Linked DNA regions of Homo sapiens: region 1 is linked to region 2. A link is a contact called in ENCODE Hi-C or POLR2A ChIA-PET data. All regions are on one chromosome and are shown on one strand. Each heading gives the region's core, a stretch centred on a gene start or an enhancer-like site at or near the end of the contact. The rest is flanking DNA. Distances are from core to core; before and after follow the strand shown.

The links. A loop is a pair of places that touch in the nucleus more often than their neighbours do. ChIA-PET counts read pairs that join two places held with the same protein, here RNA polymerase II (POLR2A).
Region 1: a map with no recorded cell type shows a loop between it and region 2 (3-fold over the local background). The contact joins two enhancer-like sites. A Hi-C loop is called at or near these places in 1 of 37 single-sample maps with no recorded cell type. POLR2A ChIA-PET finds 5 or more read pairs at or near these places in 2 of 52 experiments (OCI-LY7 and activated T-cell).

Annotation. Positions count from the first base shown.
Region 1 is chr2:144,604,477-144,610,907 of GRCh38, forward strand. No RefSeq gene overlaps it. Among named protein-coding and RNA genes, the nearest start is that of TEX41, 60 kb to the right of the region's middle. RefSeq lists an enhancer at 4,545-5,046. Within about 2 kb of position 3,500, at least 5 of the 41 ENCODE cell types and tissues checked have a DNase peak (open chromatin) inside an H3K27ac peak, as active enhancers do.
Region 2 is chr2:144,355,800-144,361,795 of GRCh38, forward strand. No RefSeq gene overlaps it. Among named protein-coding and RNA genes, the nearest start is that of QTMAN, 26 kb to the left of the region's middle. RefSeq lists an enhancer at 1,173-1,686. Within about 2 kb of position 2,317, at least 9 of the 41 ENCODE cell types and tissues checked have a DNase peak (open chromatin) inside an H3K27ac peak, as active enhancers do.

The sequences.
Region 1 (6,431 bases), core at 2,250-4,749, 250 kb after region 2:
TTATATTATTCACATACTAATTTGTTTGTAGCTTATCAGTTTGGTATTTTCAAACCTCATAGTTACTTCTTTTGTAAAATTTAAACATAGTAACTGTGTGGTGCTCCAAACTGGTAATAATAGGGTCCAAAGGAATTGGCTAAATTCTACAATGCCGTGACTCAGTTGTATTAATTTGGCATAATTCTTTTCCTGCCTGCTTTTAGCTAGCTGTATTTGGATCCATCATATGTTTTACTATTCTTCCACAAAAAGTTTCTAAGAAATTGAAAAAGAGAGCCCAAAAGTTGCAGTCTTACATGGAGTATTAACCTTCAATCCAAATTCAGCCAAATGTCATCCATTAATCATAGGCCAATGTAAAAAGGAAGAATCATAATAATATTAACCAGTAAAAGGTTCAAGGATAACTCTGAAGCAGAACATGTAACCCATTCACCCAGGAGGGTATAATACAAATTAATGTGCTCACTACTGACAAACTTTCCCAAGCTCATCCAGGTTTTCTGCTCAGATGACATCTGTAGGAAAAATGCCTAGACATAATTTCATCCTTTAATCTTGCCTTTTCCAAACTGTTATTTTTTTCCTTTGCAAAATTTAATATGGAGTGCGGTAGATATTATGTATTTTTTACACTTTTAGATTTCAAATTGTAAAAAAATTATAATACATTTTGATATTCTCAATTATGTCTATAAACCTCTTTATAAGGTATAAAATCTATTTGTGAGACATGTACCAGCAGAGAAAAACAATTAAAATGTCAACCTCTCAATCAAATCTTTCTCCGCTTCCACCACTAAAAAAGTTTCTAGCCTCAAAAAGGAACTTGATTCTCGGCAATTTCGGCCTAAAATGCTTCTTCAGCTTTTCTTAGACTTTGGCCATCTCAAAACGCAAGTGAAGACAAAATTGGCCCGTAAGATTAATCTTTGGCGAATGAACTTATATCTTAAAAACTAAGCTGTTTCACTTCCTCATGAAAAAGCAAATTTCTTGAAGATAGGTTTCCATTTCATGTTTGTAATCCTGAAGTGCCTAATCTTTGATACATATTTGGGTGGAATGAATGAAAATATCCTACCTCCCCACAAAAGCAAGATATTTTTATTACTGGCTACATATTGTAGTGGAGAGATTGCCTAAGATAGGAAAGGGTCAAAATGTCCAGTTTCTCCTTCCTGTGGTACAAGCTACTAGTCATTAGTCAAGTTACTAAATCTCGCTGAATTTTAGTATTTATAGTTATAAAATGATGAAACAAATAAATTTTCTCCTTAGAGAACAGGTGCTTTGAGATCAAGAACAATGAAATAATAAAATATTGCATAGCCTGGTCAGTACATTACAAATGGAAATTATTATTATTTTGAAGATGTGTTACTGTTTTCTCTATTAAGATTCTTATTTTCCTGTGTTTGGGCTGGAATGATAACCTGTCAACCTTCTTAGTAGATAGTATTTAATTTTATTTTAAATTTAATATCTAAGGATTTTTTTTAAATAGAAGTGGCAATTATATGTGCACACAATTTTAAAACTGCATTTAATTATTTTTCTTTCTTTTGCTTCCCTCTTTTTTTAATGGAAGGGTAATATACTTGCAGAAAAGTGCCCAAATCATTGGTGAAGAAGCTCATATAAACAGCAACTTGATCAAGAGGTCAGCATGTCAGAGATTCCCTCACGCCCTTTCTAATCACTACCCAACTCCCTCCACCTGAGAGGGGACCAGGGTCCGGGCTTCCAATACTATCACTTAGTTTTCCAAAATATCATGTCAAAATGGAGTGGAATCAGGGCATCTGCTAAGATGTGTGACAGCAAATTCGCCTCTGGGCAATTCGTCTCTGGGTTTTAATTGTGTACTTTAAAACTAAGGAGGCTAAACCTTTAAGTTTCTTTTCCATCTCAGCATTTAATGATTCTGCTAAAAGACAATCTGTGTGTTTAAGTTAGCACTATTTTTATACAACATCTACTGTGGTTTTTCATCTCAGGTGGAAGTTCACAGGAGGCATGTGCTAAATGAAAGGTGGCCAGTTAACTGTATCCTCTACCATGAATAAAACCAAACTCCTAATCCAACATGGGCCCAAGAGGAGTAGGTGAATGAGGACTGATGAACTGAGGGAACTGAGGGCATTCCACCTCTCCCACAGTCCTGGAAACATTGCCTCAAAGCACTCTCTTCTGCTTGGTGCCTTGGGCAACAGCACTGTACACAAAGAGCAGAAAATCCCCTGTAATTTGATCATTTTAGATGTAGCATTCAATTGTGGGATGAATATAAACTTCTGCCATTTAGCAATTAAAATACTGTTTGGGTAGCAATGTAGACTACATAAGTAATTAAGATCTCCTTTTTGTCTTACTGGTATCTAGAAGGAACCCATCATTCTATGACTTCTGTCCTCAGAAGCTGAGTGAGATGAGGAAGAACAAATTAGGATAACTTCCTCCAAAAGTCAAAACAATAAGCCCTGCTGCCTTCCTCCAGTCTGTGGCACATGCTGTGCCATGGTTTGAGTTTTCTGTAGTTGTAGGAGTCTTTTTATCATGAGGAATGTATTTAAATGGTTTTACTCTATAATCTCTCCTGAACGATTTCTTCACATGGAAGGATTCATTTTTAAGGTGACCAAAGAGATAAGTGAGTGAGAACCTACTTTCCAATATGCCCAGGACCCCGAGACACTAAGTCCCCAAGGGAAACTACACAAATCTCCAGGACTCGAGGGGACATATTACTCCAATACTTCCTGTTCCGGGCCTGAACCAGGACACGAGTCTTGACCCCTGTCCCAAAGTAATCTCTTCCCCAAGATGTTCATGTGGAGAAGTAGAACTCAAGTCTCTTTTCCTTGGGAAACACTGCATAGAACCGCATGGCCCACGGAAACAACAAAAACTTGATTGCTCCCAGTCGTGGTGCCTCAAAGTCTGTTTTCAGTTCCTGGTCATGGCTGCCCAGGTTGGGGGCATGGTGAACCACAGGTTCACACGATATTATGTGCCACAGCTTGATCCAACGTTAGGAAGGGCAAGAGACACACACATATCCTCCTCTGGTCAGTTATGGAAGGTGTCTTTCCACTCCTGCAGGGGAATCCGTATTCAACTGAGAATGAGCAGTTGTCTCCCCTGTAGCCTTGTTGGTTGAGGAGAATGCTTTCTGCTTACCTTTGTGAAAATTGCTTAAATACAATTACACTCCCAACCAGCATTTCCCCTGTCTCTTCCAATGTCCAACAAGAAACCCAACCCCCAAATCTAAACACCAGACAAGTAGCTAGAAAAATGAAAATAAATGTTCAAATCCAAAAGCTGTGTGCTTCTGTGATTGAAAATCTTTTTCTTAGCGAGTGGGAGTTGCTTTCATCATTGCTGGTCATATGTTTTTGTTTTTCATTTTCTGGTGGAGAAGTTTTCTAGGGTATTTTTCAAACTTTCCAGCTTAGCAAAGCGTTGGCTAAAATTGAAAAGAGAACTAGGCGTCAAGTCGGAGGCAGCATTAGGTTTGTTCTTGTGGGGGGGGCAGGTTGCTGACACAGCGAAAATAAGACAAAACATTTGAAACTTCTGGCTTTGTACTTCTCAAATGCCTCTTTTAGAAATCGCTTAAGTCGTTATTAACATCCACCACCCACCTTCCCTTTTTGGTCCTGACATTGGGTAATAATAGATAATGTTGACATATGTTCCCTGCTGGTCAGAAATACTATACTTCTGTGAAAGGTAACATTTTCAAGCTATGACAAAATGTATTTTACTTGGACAGAACATTAGTTATTGGACTAATCTCAGAATGTGGGCTGTGGGGTAAAAGTTTTAACATTTTAGTTGTGGGAGAAAGTTTGTTGAGAGAGTAAAAGCATCAGTATGGGGTTTGTTTAGCTTTCACCATTTCCAAAGGTATTGGCTTGCTGTCAAACTCTCATGTCCTTAGGAATGTAAAGGAAACATTCTCAGTATGTATGAAGAACAGCTGTCCATGGACGCAGCAACTTTCAAAAATGATTACACCCAACTTTCCTGCAGTATGGATTATGGAATCAAAAAATATTTTTTCACTGTGTACCAAAGAATTCCGTTTTACAGGCCAGTTTTGAAGCTTTTAACTGCATGAGACATATGCTGCAGTTCTGTTGTTTGTTCTCCATGTGATGTACTATGAAATGTGTTTTTTAAAAAGGGGGAGAAAAAGAGGAGAAAGGGAGAGAGTGAGAGAGAGGAAAGTGTGCAAATTCTTCTGATCAAATGTGGTCTTCAAAACTACTTTTGAAACTAATTTAGGGGATGAGTTAGGAAATGCCCCAGCTGGCTTCCATGCTACCGAAGTCTGAACAGCCCTTTGCAAAGCTGGAAAAATTGATTTTGTTTTGAAGGCTCACACAGACTTTAGTGTTGTGGAAGTTGGACAGAGTTTTTATTGAATCTGGTCCTTTGTGTTTTATGACAGTCTGAATGGGTATTAAGATTCCACGAATAAATCCCCTGCCATTTCTGAGATTTCTGATATAAACATGAGCTCCGTCAATTTGTTCTCTGTACAAATGTCTTTCAGAATGTTAACAAACATGGTGCATTGATGAATGGGCTGGCCTATGGAGTGCAGTCTGCTTTACTTGGTAGGGCATGTTGCTATGATTTTTCTTTTGTTTCTCAATGCTATGGCCACCCAGAAATGGGGGCTGTTGAGGGGTGGTGAACTTCAAGACTTGAGGACAGGGGAGAGTTAGCTCAAGGCTGGTTGGAGAAGTGGTGTTAATGGCCTTCAATTGAAAGTCTGGCCAGACACCACATCAAGGGGATTGTGGATTGGCCCTCAGGAAATGTATTAAGTCTTTTCTTAAGTGCCTCAGGTGAATTACTTAGAGGAACACAGGTAGCAAAGAAGAGAATATATTTTTAAGATATAATCTTTCTATATTCTGCATAAGTTTGTATTTTTTCAGTGTACTTTAAACTCAAATGTCAAATTGATAATACCCTAAAATTAGTTTCCAACTAAATACTATAATTTAAAGCAAGCAAGCCAAAAAAATTAAGTCTCAGTTTTTATGATAAAAATTAGGTCATGTATAATATAAACACTTTTGAAGGAGAATTATGATAGAGTTTCAGGAAATGTTATGTTCCACAATTAATGGTAGTAAAAAGTTGTATATTGTATAATTTGAAGTTCTGTAATGTGTAACTATCATTTTAGGTATAATTCTGAACTTAGCATTGGGTTTTCATTTTGAAGCACAAGCCCAAATCTTAGTGGCCTAATCTTATTCTTCAGATATTTAATGCCCAGACGGGAGCTGTAATGGCTCCTAAGAATTTCTTATGTGGTTAAACTGCCCAGCAGTGTCCAGCTCTTTACTTAGCTTTTACATAATTGCCTTCTAGGGTGGTTATCTGGTATATGGAGCCGTTCCCTAGCCATATTCTCCTCTACACATTGCCCTTCCTGGGGACTTAGTACAGAACCTGGGTAATCAGTTTGGGGTTCAATTCACATTCATGATGCAATCGATGCATTAATGGGGATGTTTCATGGGAGATTTTAATACACTCTGTTATTGGCGTTATAAATTGGGCCAGTTAACTTGATGTACTTCTCTTTGTGGTCCAAATTCTGCCCTCTGTTTCTTACTTGAAATTCCCATTGAAGTAGTAATTACCAAGTGGAAGAATACTAAAAATGTTCAGCCAAATTCTGTTCTATGTTGCTATCATGTAACTCCCGATGAAGTTAATTACGACTTAGTCAGAACTAGTGCTACATCTTAAGGGCTTTGGAACTCTGTGATCTGCCATCCAAGACACCAGGCCAGCAGCCTGCCTTTAAATATCTCATTTTAAGAGGTAAATTGACCCTGTTGAAGGTAAGAAATGGCTATTGCCAGTAACTATATGTGTAATGGGGCTTAAATAGTAGAACTTAACATATTTGAACCTCAGGAAGTTTGATCTTTTTGTAGTTTTCCTCTTTGGGGAAGCCTGTTTCACAGAAGCTTTAATTCTCTTTAGTGCACTGAGTCTATTGATATGAGTTACCTCCTGTCCCATTCTCCCAAGCATCCCTTAACTGTAACAGTATATAATTTTTATTTCCATTAATTATATAACATTTGCTTAAGTCATCACTACTTAGCTATTATTTCCTGGAGCTAAACCATTATCTTCCTTAAATACAGATGTTTATATTATGCATAATATAATTTCTTTCATAAGAATTCATTATAACTTTTCAAAATACTTTGGCTCTCATTTAGCCTATGTCTCAGTTTAGCTTTTTTTTTTTTTTTAATGGAAAAAAGGGCCCCATGACCTATTGGATAACGATACAATATGTGCCATACTTGTAGGATTTTGTCATTGTGCAAATAGGGTTTCAGGGGAAAGGGCAGAACATTACCCATGGTTTGGTGTGA
Region 2 (5,996 bases), core at 1,067-3,566:
CCCCATCACTGTTTTCAATCATGTGCTGTTGAATTTCCTCTCTCTGTTCCTTAATACATCTTCAGCAGATCACAGAGCTTGTAGTTACTTTCTGTAGTCCAGATTAAGACTCATGTTCGTTTATTTAAAAGTCTAGTCCAGGTAAAATCAAATCTTTTCTTTGGTTTCCAGTTCAAAGCGTGTGACCTTATTCCATTGTGCAGGTTTCCTCCAGATCTGCAGTGACCTGAATTGGAGGCCCATCCCAGGTCAGGGGTCCCCCACTGTGGCTTACGAGTGGAGTCTTAGGATTTCACTGACCCATAGATTGTGGTGTGTCTCCTCTTCATCCTTTCCCATGTGGAAGTGTTTAGTGAGGTTATCTTGCTCCTATTCTGTCATTGCACATTGGTTGTGAAGGGGGTTAATAGCTTGTTATTTAATTTACAGTTATTTGGATCAAAATGAACCACTATCCAGACCTAATCCAGAGACTATCACAAGATCCTGAACTATAAGCTTAGTCCCATGAGTAAATAGGAATTTGGGATTATCTCTTTTGAGGAAAGAGTGAATAAATTGTGCAAAAGTAGGGAGTAGTATTATGTGACCAAGAGGGCAGATGGTGACAGATTGCATTCTTGTTCAGAATGTTTGTTACTCCTCCCTAAGGGGAACTAAACGCCCTCCCCCATGGACATCAGGCTTGCCCATGTGACTAACTTTGGCTAACAAAATGAGGGCAAAAGTGATAACTTTCCACTTCCCAGCAGAAGCTTTAAGGGGCTTTCCCTTTTGTCATGCCATAGCAGTGTCCAAGATGGAGTAGTTCCTTCACCCTGGACTCCAGAGTGAAGAGAACTCCAGACAGCCCCAGCAGACCTGCAGCCAACATGCAATGTGAACAAGGAATGACCTTTGTTTTCATAAATCACTAAGACTTGAGGGCTTTTTGTTACCACAGAATAACCTAGCCTAAGATTGCTATTAATTCTTAAATCGTTTTGCATGCCTCGTGTTTTCCTCTCCTCCTCAACCTTTGCTTATGCAAGACTGCATGGTTAAAGCTAGCTGGGCTTTGCTTCTAATCCTGACTCTACCATTTTTTACGTGTGTTACTTTGGGTAAGTCACTTGATCTCTCATCAGTTCATCTTAAAAATAAAGCAAATGGTACTAGGATATGAATGCCTAGCATAATATAAGCACTTGATAAAAGTTTTCTACTAAATTTTGTTCCTCACAGGAGATGTTGGTATGAAGGACTAGTTATTTACTTGAATTTTTGTTCTTGTTGTTCAGTAATTTCCCAGTAATACTTCTAGCTCCTATTTCTTCCTTCAAAGATTTAAGAAATCTGAAAAAGATCCTTACATACGTTCTACTCTCCTCTAATAGGAGACTTAACTTACGTTATTTTCTTTGTCTACCTCTGAAATCTCTATGTACTATATTTACAATTTCATAATTTACTAATGTTACGGACTTCTGTATTCATGCCTCATCCTCATCTTCATACGCCTTACTATTTTTTTTTTGAGATGGAGTTTTGCTCTTGTTACCTAGGCTGCAGTGCAACGGCGTGATCTCCGCTCACTGCAAGCTCCGCCTCCCGGGTTCAAGTGATTCTCCTGCCTCAGCCTCCTGAGTAGCTGAGACTACAGGCACGTGCCACCACGCCCAGCTGATTTTTTTGTGTTTTTAGTGGAGATGGGGTTTCACCATGTTAGCCAGGCTGGTCTCGAACTTCTGACCTCAGGTGATCCGCCTGCCTCGGCCTCCCAAAGTGCTGGGATTACAGGCGTGAGCGCCTGCCCCCAGCCACCATACTCTTAACTTTTGTGAGGACAGGGACTATATCTTATTCATCTTTATAACTCTTTAGGACTTAGCTCACAATTATGTATGACAGTTAATAGATGAAATATTTACCCTTTTCTAGATAACAAAATGATGAAATTATTTTTCAAGCTATCCTAATGAAGGGAATTTTACATGAATATGTGCCCCCCTGGTCTATCATAATCAGAGGTTTACGCCTTAATCTTCCAAAGACAGACCTGCTTAGAAGATGCCTGACCAGTCCCCTTTGACAAATTGGAATGGTCTGAAATGAGGCATGCAGAGCTAAAGATCTCATTTAAAATATTTTCCCAGGGTTAGAAAATATCATTTGGAAACTTGAAAGCCAAAGGCTCTGTTTTTAAAAAATAAATTAAAAATTTGGAATTGTATGTTGTCTTTGTTTTTAGCAAGACTCAAGTTCCTAGCTGACTTCTGTTTGTTTGTTTTCTCTGGGAACCAAGTAGCCGCACTACACCCAAGCATGTATCATTTCACGACAATGACTCAGAAAGCAGTGCAGATGTCATGGCTTACCTAGTCCCTAAAAAATGCCTACCATGCAGGAAATGAAATAAGGTTCTTGGACTCAGCAGAAATGGGGTGAGGATAAAGAGGCTGCTTTGAATTTGTGGGCTTTCCCGGACTGCTTTGGAAACATCTCATGCAAATCCAAACAGTATCTGGGTCACAGATAGTTTTTGACCAGTAATTTCTGAATATACTTCTGGTCTTCTAGTATACTTAGAGGTAGTAGGTCTATTTGGAAAAATAAAACAATTTGAATAATTTAGATAGTTTGATACACTTCTACCAGTGAGGATCTTTTTCTTTTTCGTAACAGTCTGCCATTCCTGGAACCATTTCCAAGGCCTAAAATTTTATTATACCGAGCAACAGATAGAATCCAGTCATCTAGTGCTTCTACCAACAACTTAAATATGCATGATCCGTTGTTTCTGAGTATGGCTTTTTTGTGGCTCTCTCTCTATATATAAATTTAGTCCAGCTTTTTAACCAAGAGACAGCTTGCTAGAAACATGAATTGTATCATTGTATTTGACTAAACATTTAGTCTGTAACTCTTATGACTTTAGAAGCCTGTCAGATGCTATTTGGAAACTTTCTCTTTAGTCTTGGTTATAATAAACCAAAAGTACCTAGAATTCTATGGGACATAGACTGTCAGGAAATGTTGAGTGTATCATTTTTGGGGAAAAGCAGACACTTTTACAAGAAGACTTCAATATGCAAATAAGAAAAGATTTAAGAATATGCAAATAGAAAAACATTTAAGAATGAGGAAGGATTTAAGAAGAATAGAACCATCAAGATGTAAAGCAAATCATTTCATACTTACTTTGAGATCCAGGCTTGTATACTATTCTAAAATGGGGGCTGTTACATTTCTGCCATGACAGAGAAGTTTTTGGGGGGAAATCCCAACGATGACCACAGCCTAAAAATGCACAGCTTAGAGGGGAGTTTCCAATGGACTTGGTCTTCAGCCAAGCCCCAGGTCATTCATTCAAAGTGCCCCTGCAGTATAACTAAATGCTTGTCCTGATCTAGCATCAGCATTTATGCATAGATAATAGGAGTTAGTACTAAGAATCCTCAGGGGGAGAGATGTACTGTGAAGATGTGAGCTGCGTTACATTCAAGGACATCAGCTAGCACAGTGTTGAAGACAATCAGCCCTGACTGAATCTGTGTGTCAGTGTTACGGCTTGCTCAGTTAGGACTCCAGTGAAAACCAGCAACAACAAATGACTACGACATTACTCAGCAAAAAATATAGTTTTGTCTCTTTTCCTAGTTTGTGATGAAGGCAAAGAACCCTCAGTAGGCATCTTTTGTTTAAGCAATAGACAAACAGAAAGAAAAAAAAAAGCATTTTAGACTATCCATCATGGCATTTGAATATTGAGTATTTTACTGACATTTCAGTTCCCACCATCACACTCTAAATAGTGTAAGAATGTTTTATTCGGCAACAAGAAGGAGACAGTGGAGCAAGAATAGAGTTTGGAGTCTCATAGACTTCAGCATAAATGCTGCCTCTGTCATGGGACAAGTTGTTTAAACTTACTGAGTTCCAGTTTCTTCTCTTTCAGTTATTGTCAGATTGAATGATATGGATTAGAGAACTAGACCATGCTTCTTGCAGGTACAGACCGTGACCCATTCTTCTTGGTATTCCTGGTGCTTGGCAAACAGTGTTTATTGATTGAATTAATGAATGAACAAATGATATACTGATGCATTAGCAAGTATGAGCCTGGCTCAATAAATGTAAGTGGTCAATAAATGTTCATTTCCTCTGGGTAAAGTAGCTGTGGGATTATCCTCAGAGTCAGTCTGGGGTGTTAACAGCTCCCTCCTTTTATACCAGGATTGAATTTTGGCCTACACCAGGACTTGAATTTTGATGAGGATAAGTGGGGATACATTGCCAACTGTAGGAATTACATTTATTGGTCCACTTCCAAAAAGAGTGAAATGGAGAAAACATGTAGGGAAGAACAAACCTGATCTTGACAAAATCTTTTTCATGGGCGAAATGTCACTTTGCTTGCATGAATTCTGCAGTTCAGCCATGGGGATACAATTGAATTCTTTTAGTAATTATTTATTCTTTTAGATGAATGCCTAATCTTTTTGGAGAATTTAGTCAAGGTAAACAGACCTCAAACATTCTTCTGAATTAGACTCTTATTTACCTCATTTTTCATATGAAAAGTCTGAACAGGTTGTTAAATTGAAGTCACATATGTGTCGTTCAATATTTTAGCAATTTATACATTGTGTAATTTTTTATTTTATTTTATTTATTTATTTTTTATTTTGAGATGGAGTCTCGCTCTGTTACCGGGGTTGGAATGCAGTAGGCGTGAACTTGGCTCACTGCAACCTCCGCCTCTCAGGTTCAAGCGATTCTCCTGCCTCAGCCTCCTGAGTTGCTGGGATTACAGGTGCCCGCCACCTCACCTGGCTAATTTTTGTACTTTTTAGTAGAGACAGGGTTTCACCATGTTGGCTAGGCTGGTCTCAAACTCCTGACCTCAAGTGATCCTCCTGCCTTGGCCTCCCAAAGGGCTGAAATTATAGGCATGAGCCACCACACTGGGTCGGCATTGTATAATTTAAATAAATACTTAAAGGAACATTTCCATATATATGATTATTGTGTTATAAATAATGAGCTTTATTATATTGTTGTTGTTGCACTGTAAAAGATACCATTATTATAACTGAAGCCATGTGGGGCTTTTTTTTTTTTTTTCTAGTCAGTAGAAACACTGACATAACACTTCCAATGCACATCAGAATTACTTTGAATGTTTGCTTATAAATTATTGAAAGAATAAGAGTGTAAACTGTAGCATATAAATGATATAAAAAGAAATGAATGCATGAATTATATTCCAGTTAAAGAAGGTTTCTTTTCAAATAATCAGCACAGGAAAGGATGAGCTAATGTCATTTTCCTGAAGTTACTTTCATCCTTGAAGACACACCTTGTGTTAGCAATCTGGGGGCTTGCTTTTTAGCAAGTCAAGACGTCACTGGAGTAATCATAAATCTTCACATATAATGGAAATTTTGAGTTAATTGGCAGCACAAATTCTCGGTGTGATAACTCAGGGTTGGCATTGATTAGTATGACTTTTTCAAGACCGACAAGCAAAGACCATAAGAATGAATTGTATATCCAAGATATAAACCCTTGTGCTCTGACTACAAAATTCAAATGTTACTGAATTCATGGAAAGTTTCTGAAGGAACCTAAATGGGAAGTGGAGGTAGATTGAAAAGGGGAGAAAGGGGACCACACCTTTTTTTTTGGAGACTGAGTCTTGCTCTGTCACCCAGGCTGGGGTGCAGTTGTGTGATCTTGGCTCACTGCAACCTCGGCCTCCTGGGTTCCAGCGATTCTCCTGCCTTGGCCTCCTCAGTAGCTGGGATTACAGGCGCACACTGCCACACCAGGCAAATTTTTTGTATTTTTAGTGGAGACGGGGTTTCACTGTGTTGGTCAGGATGGTCTCGAACTCCTGAGCTCAGGCCATCCACCTGGCTTGGCCTTCCAAAGTGCTGGGATTGCCGGCGTGAGCCACTGCACCTGGCCTACACTTTTTAATTTGACTACTAAACCTCAAATTCAGCAGGAAA